2 separate regions of the Homo sapiens genome follow, and region 2 is linked to region 1. A link is an interaction called in ENCODE POLR2A ChIA-PET data of the cell type or tissue named here. Cell type or tissue: OCI-LY7. All regions are shown on one strand. Each heading gives the region's core, and the rest is flanking DNA. Links, peaks and the distances in the headings are about the cores only.

What was found. Peaks named below come from ENCODE experiments on the same cell type or tissue, not always from the same donor. Only the 100,000 strongest peaks of a DNase experiment are listed, where the experiment ranks them.
Region 2: POLR2A ChIA-PET joins it to region 1 with 6 read pairs; 11 of 35 experiments call an interaction of 5 or more read pairs at or near these places.

What each region holds. Positions count from the first base shown.
Region 1 is chr7:101,226,048-101,231,413 of GRCh38, forward strand. No RefSeq gene overlaps it. Among named protein-coding and RNA genes, the nearest start is that of CLDN15, 9.1 kb to the right of the region's middle. RefSeq lists a silencer at 1,006-1,182. In OCI-LY7, for the core only: no CTCF peak of the experiment used is centred there; a DNase peak (open chromatin) is centred at 2,504; H3K27ac peaks cover 564 bases.
Region 2 is chr7:101,280,215-101,285,580 of GRCh38, forward strand. No RefSeq gene overlaps it. Among named protein-coding and RNA genes, the nearest start is that of LNCPRESS1, 17 kb to the right of the region's middle. In OCI-LY7, for the core only: a CTCF peak has its summit at 2,959 (motif pointing left); a DNase peak (open chromatin) is centred at 2,937.

The sequences.
Region 1 (5,366 bases), core at 50-5,049:
TAATCCCAGCACTTTGGGAGGCTGAGGTGGGCAGATCACTTGAGGTCAGGAGTTTGAGACCAGCCTGGCCAACATGGTGAAACCCTGTCTCTACTAAAAATACAAAAATTAGCTGGGCATGGTGGCGTGTGCGTGTAGTCCCAGCTACTCTGGAGGCTGAGGCAGCAGAATCGCTTGAACCTGGGAGGCGGAGGTTGCAGTGAGCCGAGATCACGTCATTGCACTCCAGCTTGGGCAACAGAATGAGACCCCGGCTAAGAAAAAAAAAAAGGCCGGGTGCAGTGGCTCACGCCTGTAATCCTAACACTTTGGGAGGCCAAGGCAGGTGGATCACCTGAGGTCGGGAGTTTGAGACCAGCCTGGCCAACATGGTGAAACCCCATCTCTATTGAAAGTACAAAAATTAGCCGGGCGTGGTGGTGGGCACCTGTAATCCCAGCTACCTGGGAGGCTGAGGCAAGAGAATCGCTTGAACCCGGGAGGTGGAGGTTGCAGTGAGCTGAGATCTCACCATTGCACTCCAGCCTGGGCAACAGAGTAAGACTCCATCTCAAAAAAAAAAAACAAAAAAAACAAAATTAGCCAGGCATGGTGGCATGTGCCTGTAATCCCAGCTACTCAGGAGGCTGAGGCAGGAGAATCGCTTGAACCCGGGAGGCAGAGGTTGCAGTGAGCTGAGATCGCGCCATTGCATTCCAGCCTGGGCAACAGAGTGAGACTCCGTCTCCAAAAAGAAAAGAAAAGACTATTTCGGGGCTGAACAACACCATCTGTGCTTCTCCGTGGCATCCTAGGCTGGGATTCCCGTCCAGCTTGCACTGTCAGCACAATCTCTTTGGATTCTTTCCTAACTTAGCTGACTGTTTCATATTTTGTGGTTATAAAAAGAGGCACACTGGTTCTGTTCAATGTAAGATTTCTCTCCCCAGTGACGTACTCCGCCTTCCAAAATGACCTTGAGAGGACAGGGCTGGACCCTGAAGGCCTCTGGTTGCTCTCTGATGCCATCCATGACATTCTCTAGGAAGCTGAGTCCAGGGACTTTGGACCCCCATTGAAAAACCATAATTCGGCCAGGCAGGTGGCTCACGCCTGTAATCCCAACACTTTGGGAGCCCGAAGCAGGCGGATCACTTGAGGTCAGGAGTTCGAGACCAGCCTGGCCAACATGGTGAAACCCAGTCTATACTAAAATTACAAAAATCAGCTAGGTGTGGTGGCACACGCCTGTAATCCCAGCTATTTGGGAGGCTGAGGCAGGAGAATTGCTGGAACCCAGGAGGCAGAGGTTGCAGTGAGCTGAGATCACGCCATTGCACTCCAGCCTGGGTGACAGAGCAAGACTCAGTCTCAAAAAAAAAAAGAAAAAAGAAAGAAAACCATAATTCCCCAAGGACAGCCTGAAACAATTTTGCCAGCTTCCTTCATGCTAGGGAGATTTTTTCCTACCTTGGGAGACACCTGGTCTTTGGGAAATGTATACTCTGCTCTAAGGTTCTAGAAGGTAAACCTAGTGTCATGTGATAAGGGCAGCACCCCCCTTTCCTGGGAGCACAGAGGAGGAAGAGGTTGGTGCCAGGGTTTGGAAGTGTGGACACGGGTGGTTACTCCTAAAAACTTCAATGAGGCTGGGTGCTGTGGCTCAGGCCTGTAATCCCAACGCTTTGGGAGGCTGAGGCAGGAGGGTCTCTTGATCCTAGTAGTTTGAGACCAGCTTGGGCAACACAGGGAGACCCCATCTCTACAAAAAATTTAAAAATTGGCCGGGCACGGTGACTCATGCCTGTAATCTCAGCACTTTGGGAGGCCGAGGCAGGCAGATCACGAGGTCAGGAGATCGAGACCATCCTGGCTAACACGGTGAAACTCCGTCTCTACTAAAAATACAAAAAATTAGCCGGCCTGGTGGCGGGCACCTGTAGTCCCAGCTACTCGGGAGGCTGAGGCAGGAGAATGGCGTGAACCCGGGAGGCGGAGCTTGCAGTGAGCCGAGATTGCGCCACTGCACTCCAGCCTGTGCGACAGATCAAGACTCCGTCTCAAAAAAAAAAAAAAAAAAAAAATTAAAAATTAGCCAGGTATGGTGGCGCACACCTTTAGTCCCAGCTACTCAGGGAAGGATGGCTTGGGCCTGGGAGGTTGAGGCTGTGGTGGGCAGCAATCACTTTACTGCAGTCCAACCTGGGCAACAGAGCAAGACCCTGTCTCAAAACAAAACAAAAAAAAGATCTTGATTTTAATTGATGTGAGTTAGGAGAGCCAAGAATTCTGGGAAGCAGGGCAATTGTGTCTTCAGTCTTGGAGAAATCCTGGTCTGAGTACTAACTAGTGGTGTAGCTCGGACAGGTCACTTCACCTCTCTGATGCTGTTGGAGCCATGCTGCAGCTATTGCAAGAATTCAATACACCTAGCCCGAGACCTGACTTCTAGTGAGTACGCAGCAAATGAGAGCGCTTGATGATACTGCCAAGACCTAAAGCATGTTGTTGAGTTTTTCACAGCCAGCTCCCTGGGGACTAAACCCAGCACCTGGCCCAATTGTCAGGTAGCCAGCAGTTTGCATTTACATTTCTTTTTTTGAGACAGAGTGTCACTCTGTCGCTCAGGCTGGAGTGCAGTGGCATGATCTTGGCTCACTGCAACCTCCACCTCCCAGGTTCAAGTGATTCTCGTGCCTCAGCCTCCTGAGTAGTTAGAATTACAGGTGCCCACCACCATGCCCCGCTAGTTTTTGGATGTTTTTTATTTTTTCTTTTAATTTTTTTGAGACAGGGTCTCACTCTGTCACCCAAGCTGGAGTGCAGTGGCACGATCTCAGCTCACTGCAACCTCTGCCTCCCTGGTTGTTCAAGCGATTCTCCTGCTGCAGCCTCCTAAGTAGCTGGGATAACAGGCACCCGCCACCTCGCCTGGCTAATAATTTTGTATTTTTATTAGAGATGGAGTTTCATTATGTTGGCCAGGCTGGTCTCGAACTCCTGACCTCAGGTGATCCGCCAACCCCGGCCTCCCAAAGTGCTGGGATTACAGGTGTGAGCCTCTGCGCCCGGCCAGTGGTTTACATTTGTGTTTGCTCCTAGGCTGTGGGTTCTTTGAGGGCACAGGCCCACTCCAGCTTCTAGCAGGGAAGCAGCTCAGTATGTGTTCTGAAAAAGGGCAAATGTCTCCATAACCCTTTGTAGTCACATGTCCACCCGGGAAGAAATCAAAACTCAACCTGGTGACCATATTAAGGCACACACTTAAATGCCGAGTTGTAAAACTGGGCACAGGTTGTTTTTCCTGAAGGGGGAAGAAGTGAGAAGAGGCAGGCTGGTGTTGGGAAAAGGAGGTAGACATGTGGGGGTGGCACACTGAAGACTTTTGGAAGTGCCTGGAGGTGTCAGCAGTTGTAATTGACTTTTGTCTTCCTTCACTATAGGGAGCACTCTCATGGCCTTTCAGGATTGTAAGACACTTTTTGTTTGTTTTTCAAGACGGAGTCTCGCTCTGTCGCCCAGGCTGGAGTGCAGTGGCACAATCTCAGCTCACTGCAATATCCATTTCCCAAGTTCAAGCAATTTTCCTGCCTCAGCCTCCTGAGTAGCTGGGATTATAGGTGTGTGCCACCACTCCTGGCTAATTTTTGTATTTTTAGTAGAGTTGGGGTTTTGCCATGTTGGCCAGGCTGCTCTTGAACTCCTGACCTCAGGTGATCCGCCCACCTTAGTCTCCCAAAGTGCTGGGATTACAGGTGTGAGCCACTGCTCCTGGCCCTAATTTTTATTTTTTTAGTAGAGATGGGGTCTCGCTACGTTGCCCAGGTTGGTCTTGAATTCCTGGGCTTAAGGGATTCTCCTGCCTTGGCCTCCCAAAGTGCTGGGATTATGGCCATGATCCACTGAGCCTGGCCTGTAAAAGACACTTCTACTGAGCCTGGCCTGTAAAAGACAGAAGACGGTGTGGAAGGAGAGGATTGCAGTTGGTCACAGACTTGTTGGCCACAGGACCCTTTATGTAGGGAGCAGCTCAAAAGGCACCAGGGCATCTGGCCAGGCGCAGCGGCTCACACTTGTAATTCCAGCACTTTGGGAGGCTGAGGCAGGCGGATTACCTGAGGTCAGGAGTTTGAGACCAGCCTGGCCAACATGGTGAAACCCTGTCTCTACTAAAAATACAAAAAAATTAGCTGGGCATGGTGGCGCACGCCTGTAGTCCCAGCTACTTGGGAGGCTGAGGCAGGAGAATCTCTTGAACCTGGGAGGCCGAGGTTGCAGTGAGCCAACATCGCACCACTGCACTCCAGCCTGGGTGACAGAGCAAGACTCTGTCTCAAAAAAAAAAAAAAAAAAAAAAAAAAAAGCACCAGTGTTTCTGGCTGGAGCCCAGCCAAAAGGATCCCAAGGATCCCAGCCCCAAGGTGAAGGTGTGTCCAGGGCCCAGGAAGCAGCCTGGTGTGATGGTGGAGCACGGTTTATCCGGAGGAAAGGGAGCAATGGGGATGGAGAGGTGGGCCAGGCCCAGGCAGCATGTCAAGTTCATAACTGTCTGGGGCTTTCTTCTGGCGGGGCCAGGAGCTGCCAAGGCAGGGCGGTCGGTGGTTCTCCAGGAGTGCATTAGGAAGACCGTGCTTGAGACGCCCAGTTGGGGGAACCCTGTAGTTGTGGGGGGGCAGGAGAGTATGAGGGCCTGCCCCAGGACCAGCAGTGGAGAAGAGAGAGAAGTAGATGGGTGTGAAAAACACCATAGAGGGAGAGTCTGGAGGATTTGGCAATGAACGGAGGAGAGGAAGTGGTGGAGCAGAGGGGAGGGAGAGGTTGTCCATCTGCAGACAGAGATGTCAGCCATGCTGGTGACAGGGGTGATGGGGACTGCAGCTCTGCGGAAAGTGATGAATTCGATGTGTCTGGAGCCCACATGGTAGGAACATACATGTACTTCTGAAGCGCAGGGGAGAGGCACAGGTGGAATGCCAATGCAGATCTCTCCATTCCAGGGGAGGGTTGGTGAGGGCGAATGAGATGAAGGAGAAAGGGGAGGGGCTGTGGTCAGAATCCAGGGCTCCCCAAGGGACTGGCCACTTGTTCGCACTGCAGAGGATAGTGCTGGGATGGGGCTCCATTGCCCACTTTGCTGGATACCAGGCTTCTTCCTAGCGGCCTCATTGTCCTTTTGTTTTCTCTCTTTTTTTTTTTGAGACAGGATCTCCCTCTGTCGCCCAGGCTGGAGTGCAGTGGTTCACAGCTCACTGCAGCCTCCAACTCCTGGGGTCAAACGACCCTCCCACCTTGGCCTCCTGAGTAGCTGGGACTACAGTAACGCACCACCATGCCCAGCTAATTTTTGTATTTTTTTTTTTTAGTAGAGAAGGGGTTTCACCATGTTG
Region 2 (5,366 bases), core at 263-5,262, 54 kb after region 1:
CCTCCCAAGTAGCTTGGCTTACAGGTGTGTGCCACCAAGCCTGGCTAATTTTTGTATTTTTAGTAGAGACGGGTTTCACCATATTGTCCAGGCTGGTCTCAAACTCCTGACCCTCATGATCCACCCGCTTCGGCCTCCCAAAGTGCTGGGATTACAGGCATGAGCCACTGTGCCTGGCCTCTTTTTTTTTTTTAATTTTTTAGAGACAGGGTCTCACTCTGTCACCCAGGCTGGAGTGCACTGGCGTGATCACGGCTCACTGCAGCTTCAACCTTCTGGGTTCAAGCTATCCTCCTGCCTCAGCTTCCCGAGCAGCTGGGATTACAGGCATGCACCACCACACCTGGCTAATCTTTGTTTTTTGTAGAGATGGGGGTCTTACTATGTTTCCCAGGCTGGCCTCAAACTCCTGGCCTCAAGCAATCCTCCTGCCTCAGCCTCCTAAAGTGTTAGGATTACAGGTGTGTGCCACCGTGCCTGGCCCAAATCCCATTTCTTTCCACCATCACAAGGAACAGAACTAGTCCTTCAGCAGCACTGTTCCCTGGGATGTGTCTGCAGAGGCTTGGGAGACAATGAGAGGCACCCAGTGAACAGGGAGGAAAGGGGGTGGAAGGACATGTACTGGCTTTTGCAGACCCTCCTCAGGGAACAGTGAACACATTCATTCCTTCATTCACACATTTAGTCAGTTTTTTGCAGCAACAGGATCTCGTTCTGTCAGCCTGGCTGGAGTACAGTGGCACAATCATAGCTCACTGCACCCTTGAGCTCCTGGGTTCAAGCGACTGTCCCACCCTTGGCCTCCTGAGTAGCTAGGACTACAGGCCACGCCACCACACTTAGCTAAGTTTTTAATATTTTGAAGAGATGGGGTCTCACTATGTTGCCCAGGCTGGTCTCAAACTTCTGGCCTCAAGCGATCCTCCCACCATGGCCTCCCAAAGTGCTGAGATTACAGGTGTGAGCCACTGTACCTGGCCATATTTAGTAAAATCCTTACTGAGCCCTATGGGGTGCCAAGCACAGCGTCGAGGTGCTGGGGATATGCATGCGTGAGGCTGACACGTGCTTACCCTCATGGGGCTTCCATCTGAGAAGGCAGGCAGGCACTCCAGCACGCTAAGTGGTGTGACAGGGGCTCATTGGGCCCCATGGAAGCTCAGAGAATGACATAACACAGACTCGCAGCGTGGAGGGAGACTTCTGGGAAGAGATAACTCCTTATGAAAGGCTGGGAAGGCCAGGTGGGGTGGCTCATGCCTGTAATCCCAGCACTTTGGAAGGCCGAGGCGGGCAGATCATGAGATCGAGATCGAGACAATCCTGGCCAACATGGTGAAACCCCGTCTTCACTAAAAATACAAAAATTAGCTGGGTGTGGTGGCGCACACCTGTAGTACCAGCTACTCAGGAGGCTGAGGCAGGAGAATCGCTTGAACCTGGGAGGCAGAGGTTGCAGTGAGCAGAGATTGTGCCACTCTGCCCTTCAGCCTGGGCCACAGAGTGAGACTCCATTTTTTTTAAGAGAAAAGAAAAGAAAAGAAAAAAGGAAAGAAGGAAGGAAGGAAGAAAGGAAGGAAGGAAGGAAGGAAGGAAGGAAGGAAGGAAGAAAGAAAGAAAGAAAGAAAGAAAGAAAGAAAGAAAGAAAGAAAGAAAGAAAGAGAAAGAAAGAAAGAAAGAAAATGCTGGGAAGAGCCTTCTGGAAAGGTGCATGCAGGAGGGTCTGCTGGTGGCAGAGCTGAGTGATCGCAAACGCAGCTGACATGAGCCCAGTGCTGTCTGGTAACAGTATGTGGGGTGGCGGGTGGCAAGGAAAAAGGCCGGAAGCGAGACCAGGGCATCCGGGGCCCAACAGGCCTTATAAGGAGTTCAGACTGGGTCCTAGGCAATGATGGGAAACCGGTGAAGGGTGTGAAGCTGGGGGTGATGACCCGTGAAGCCCGAGGCTGCAACACAAGGGGAGAGCTGTCCAAAGGTTCGCCAAATTCTGGCCGGGCGCGACGGCTCACGCCTGTAATCCCAGCACTTTGGGAGGTGGAGGCTGGTGTATCACCTGAGGTCAGGAGTTCGCGACCAGCCTGGCCAAGGTGGTGAAACCCCATCTCTACTAAAAATACAAAAATTAGTTGGGCATGGTGGCGCATGCCTGTAGTCCCAAATACTCGGGAAGCTGAGGCAGGAGAATCGCTTGAACCTGGGAGGCGGAGGTTGCAGTGAGCTGAGATCGCACCACTGCACTGCACTCCAGCCTGGCGACAGGGCGAGAATCTGTCTCCAAAACAAACAAACAAACAAAAAAACAATCAGCCAGGCATGGTGGTGGGTGCCTGTAATCCCAGCTACTTGGCTGAGGCACGAGAATCGCTTGAACCCAGGAGGCAGAGGTTGCAGTGAGGCGAGATTACACCATTGCACTCCAGCCTGGGCAACAGAGCAAGACTCCATCTCAAAACAAAAACAAAACAAAAAAACAAAAGAAAAAGCTGTACGCAGGAAGGTCTGTGGGTGGCAGAGGTGAGTGATCGTAATCGCAGCTGACATAAGCCCACTGCTGTCCAAAAACAGAGGCTGTGGGGTGGCAGGCGGCAGGGAAGGAGGCTGGAAGCTGGACCAGGGCATCCTGGGCCCGACAGGCCTTATGGGTCCTGGGCAATGATGGGATATTGGTGAAGAGTGTGAGGCTGGGGGCGATGGCCTGTGAAGCTGGAGGCTGCAACACAAGGGCAGAGCTGTCCAGAGATTTGCCAAATTCGGGCAGAACGATGCAAGAGTGAGCATGTGAGTTCTGTCTTTTTTCCCTCATGAACCAAGGTTTCCAAGAGGCGCACTGAGCAGTGAGCAGGAAAGCTAGGAGCGACTAAGGGTGATCCGAGTGGGAGCTGCCAGCACCAGGTGCCAGAGCTGCGGTTTCCAGCTTTGGGGCCAACGTTCTTAAGCACACATCCCCCTCTTGTGGTCGAGAGCGGTATTGCCGCTGAAGAGAAAGGCTAGAGACCTCCTCCAGGTTCTCATCCTGAAAACCCCAAGGTATAGGCCAGGGGCTGCATCTACGTTGTGAACCCCACGAGATTTCCCACTTCTTTTTAAGAAAGATCTGATTGCTGGGCGCGGTGGCTCATGCCTGAAATCCCAGCACTTTGGGAGGCCGAGGCGGGCGGATCACAAGGTCAGGAGATCGAGACCATCCTGGCTAACACGGTGAAACCCCGTTTTTACTAAAAATACAAAAAATTAGCCGGGCGTGGTGGCGGGCGCCTGTAGTCCCAGCTACTCGGGAGGCTGAGGCAGGAGAATGGCGTGTACCCGGGAGGCAGAGTTTGCAGCGAGCCGAGACTGCGCCACTGCACTGCAGCCTGGGCGACAGAGCGAGACTCCGTCTCAAAAAAAAAGAAAAAGAAAAATCTGTTTTAGGCCGGGTGCGGTGGCTCACGCCTGTAATCCCAGCACTTTGGGAGTCCGTGGCGGGCGGATCATTTGATGTCAAGAGTTCGAGAGCAGCCTGGCCAATATGGTGAAACCCCGTCTCTACTAAAAATACAAAAATTAGCCGGGTGTGGTGGCGGGCGCCTGTAATCCCAGCTACTCTAGAGGCTGAGGCAGGAGAATTGCTCGAACCCGGGAGGCAGAGGTTGCAGTGACCTGAGATCGCACCATTGCACTCCAGCCTCTCCATAGACTCCATCTCAAAAAAAAAAAAAAAAAAAAAAAAAAAAAAAAAATTCTGATTAATGGGGAAAATCTCCATGTATGTATACTTAGAAAAAAATGCTAGAAAGACACTGAAACGTTACCAGAAATTCTTTCAAGAATATGTGACTAATTTTTTTCACTTTCTTTATATGTATTTCAAAATGTTCTATTTCATGCCTGACTTTTGTTGATAAGACAAAAAATGTATTATGATTTAAAAAAAAAGAAAGGCCGGGTGCGGTGGCTCACGCCTGTAATCCCAGCACTTTGGGAGGATGAGGCGGATGGATCACGAGGTCAGCAAATCGAGACCATCCTGGCTAACACAGTGAAACCCTGTCTCTAATAAAAATAGAAAAAAATTTAGCTGGGCGTCGGGGCGGGCGCCTGTAGTCCCAGCTACTTGGGAGGCTGAGGCAGGAGAATGGCGTGAACCCGGGAGGCAGAGCTTGCAGTGAGCCGAGATGGCGCCACTGCACTCCAGCCTGCGCGACAGAGCGAGACTTCGTCTCAAAATAAATAAATAAAATAAAGAATAAAATAAAGAAAAAAAAAAAAAAGAAAAGAGGCCAGGTGCGGTGGCTCACGCCTGTAATCTCAGCACCTTGGGAGGCCGAGGCGGGTGCATCACGAGGTCAGGAGTTTGAGACCAGCCTGAACAACATGATGAAATCCCATCTCTCTACTAAAAATACAAAAATGAGTCAGGCTTGGTGGCGCGCGCCTATAATCCCAGCTATTTAGAGGCTAAGGCAGAAGAATTGCTTGAACCCGGGAGGCAGAGGTTGCAGTGAGCCGAGATCGCGCCATTGCACTCCAGCCTGGGCAACAGAGCAAGACTGCTCAAAAAAAAAAAAAAAATTTGGCTGGGCGCGGTGGCTCAGGCCTGTAATCCCAGCACTTTGGGAGGTCGAGGCGGGCAGATCACCTGAGATCAGGAGTTCGAGACCAGCCTGACCAACATGGAGAAACCCAGTCTCTACTAAAAGTACAAAATTAGCCGGGCATGGTGGCACATGCCTGTAATCCCAGCTATTCCGGAGGCTGAGGCAGGAGAACCACTTGAACCCAGGAGGCAGAGGTTGTGGTGAGCCGATTGCCCCATTGCACTTCAGCTTGGGCAACAAGAGCGAAACTCCCCCCCCAACCCCCGCCCCCCAAAAAAAAGAAAGAAAGAAAGAAAGAAAAGAGACCAGGCATGGTGGCTCATGCTTGTAGTCTCAGCACTTTGGGAGGCCGAGTGGGGAAGATGTTGTGAGGCCAGGAGTTTGAGACCAGCATGGACAACATAGCCAGATCCATGTCTCAAAAAAAAAAAAAGAAAAAAAGAAAGAAAGAAAAAGAAAAGAAAAAGAAAAAAGAGCAGAAGTGACAGACAAGTGGCCCGAGAGGGGACTAAGGTGGAGGCAGGTCCTGGTGAGGAGCCGCTGCCTAGCCATCTCCCGCACTCTTCCAAACCTGGTGGTGACAACACCACGCCAGGCTTCCCGAAGGACACCCTCCCCGTGTGCCTCTCCAGACACATCCTTCGTGTCCCTTCAGCTCACACATATGTGGCCTCTCTCGGCCATGACCTTGGCAGTCCCTGCCCCTAGGCCTTTTTCTCACGTGCTCCCCTTCCCCTCAAAGTCAAAGCCCTCTGACCTGGTCACACTGGTGGGCCTGACCTCCAG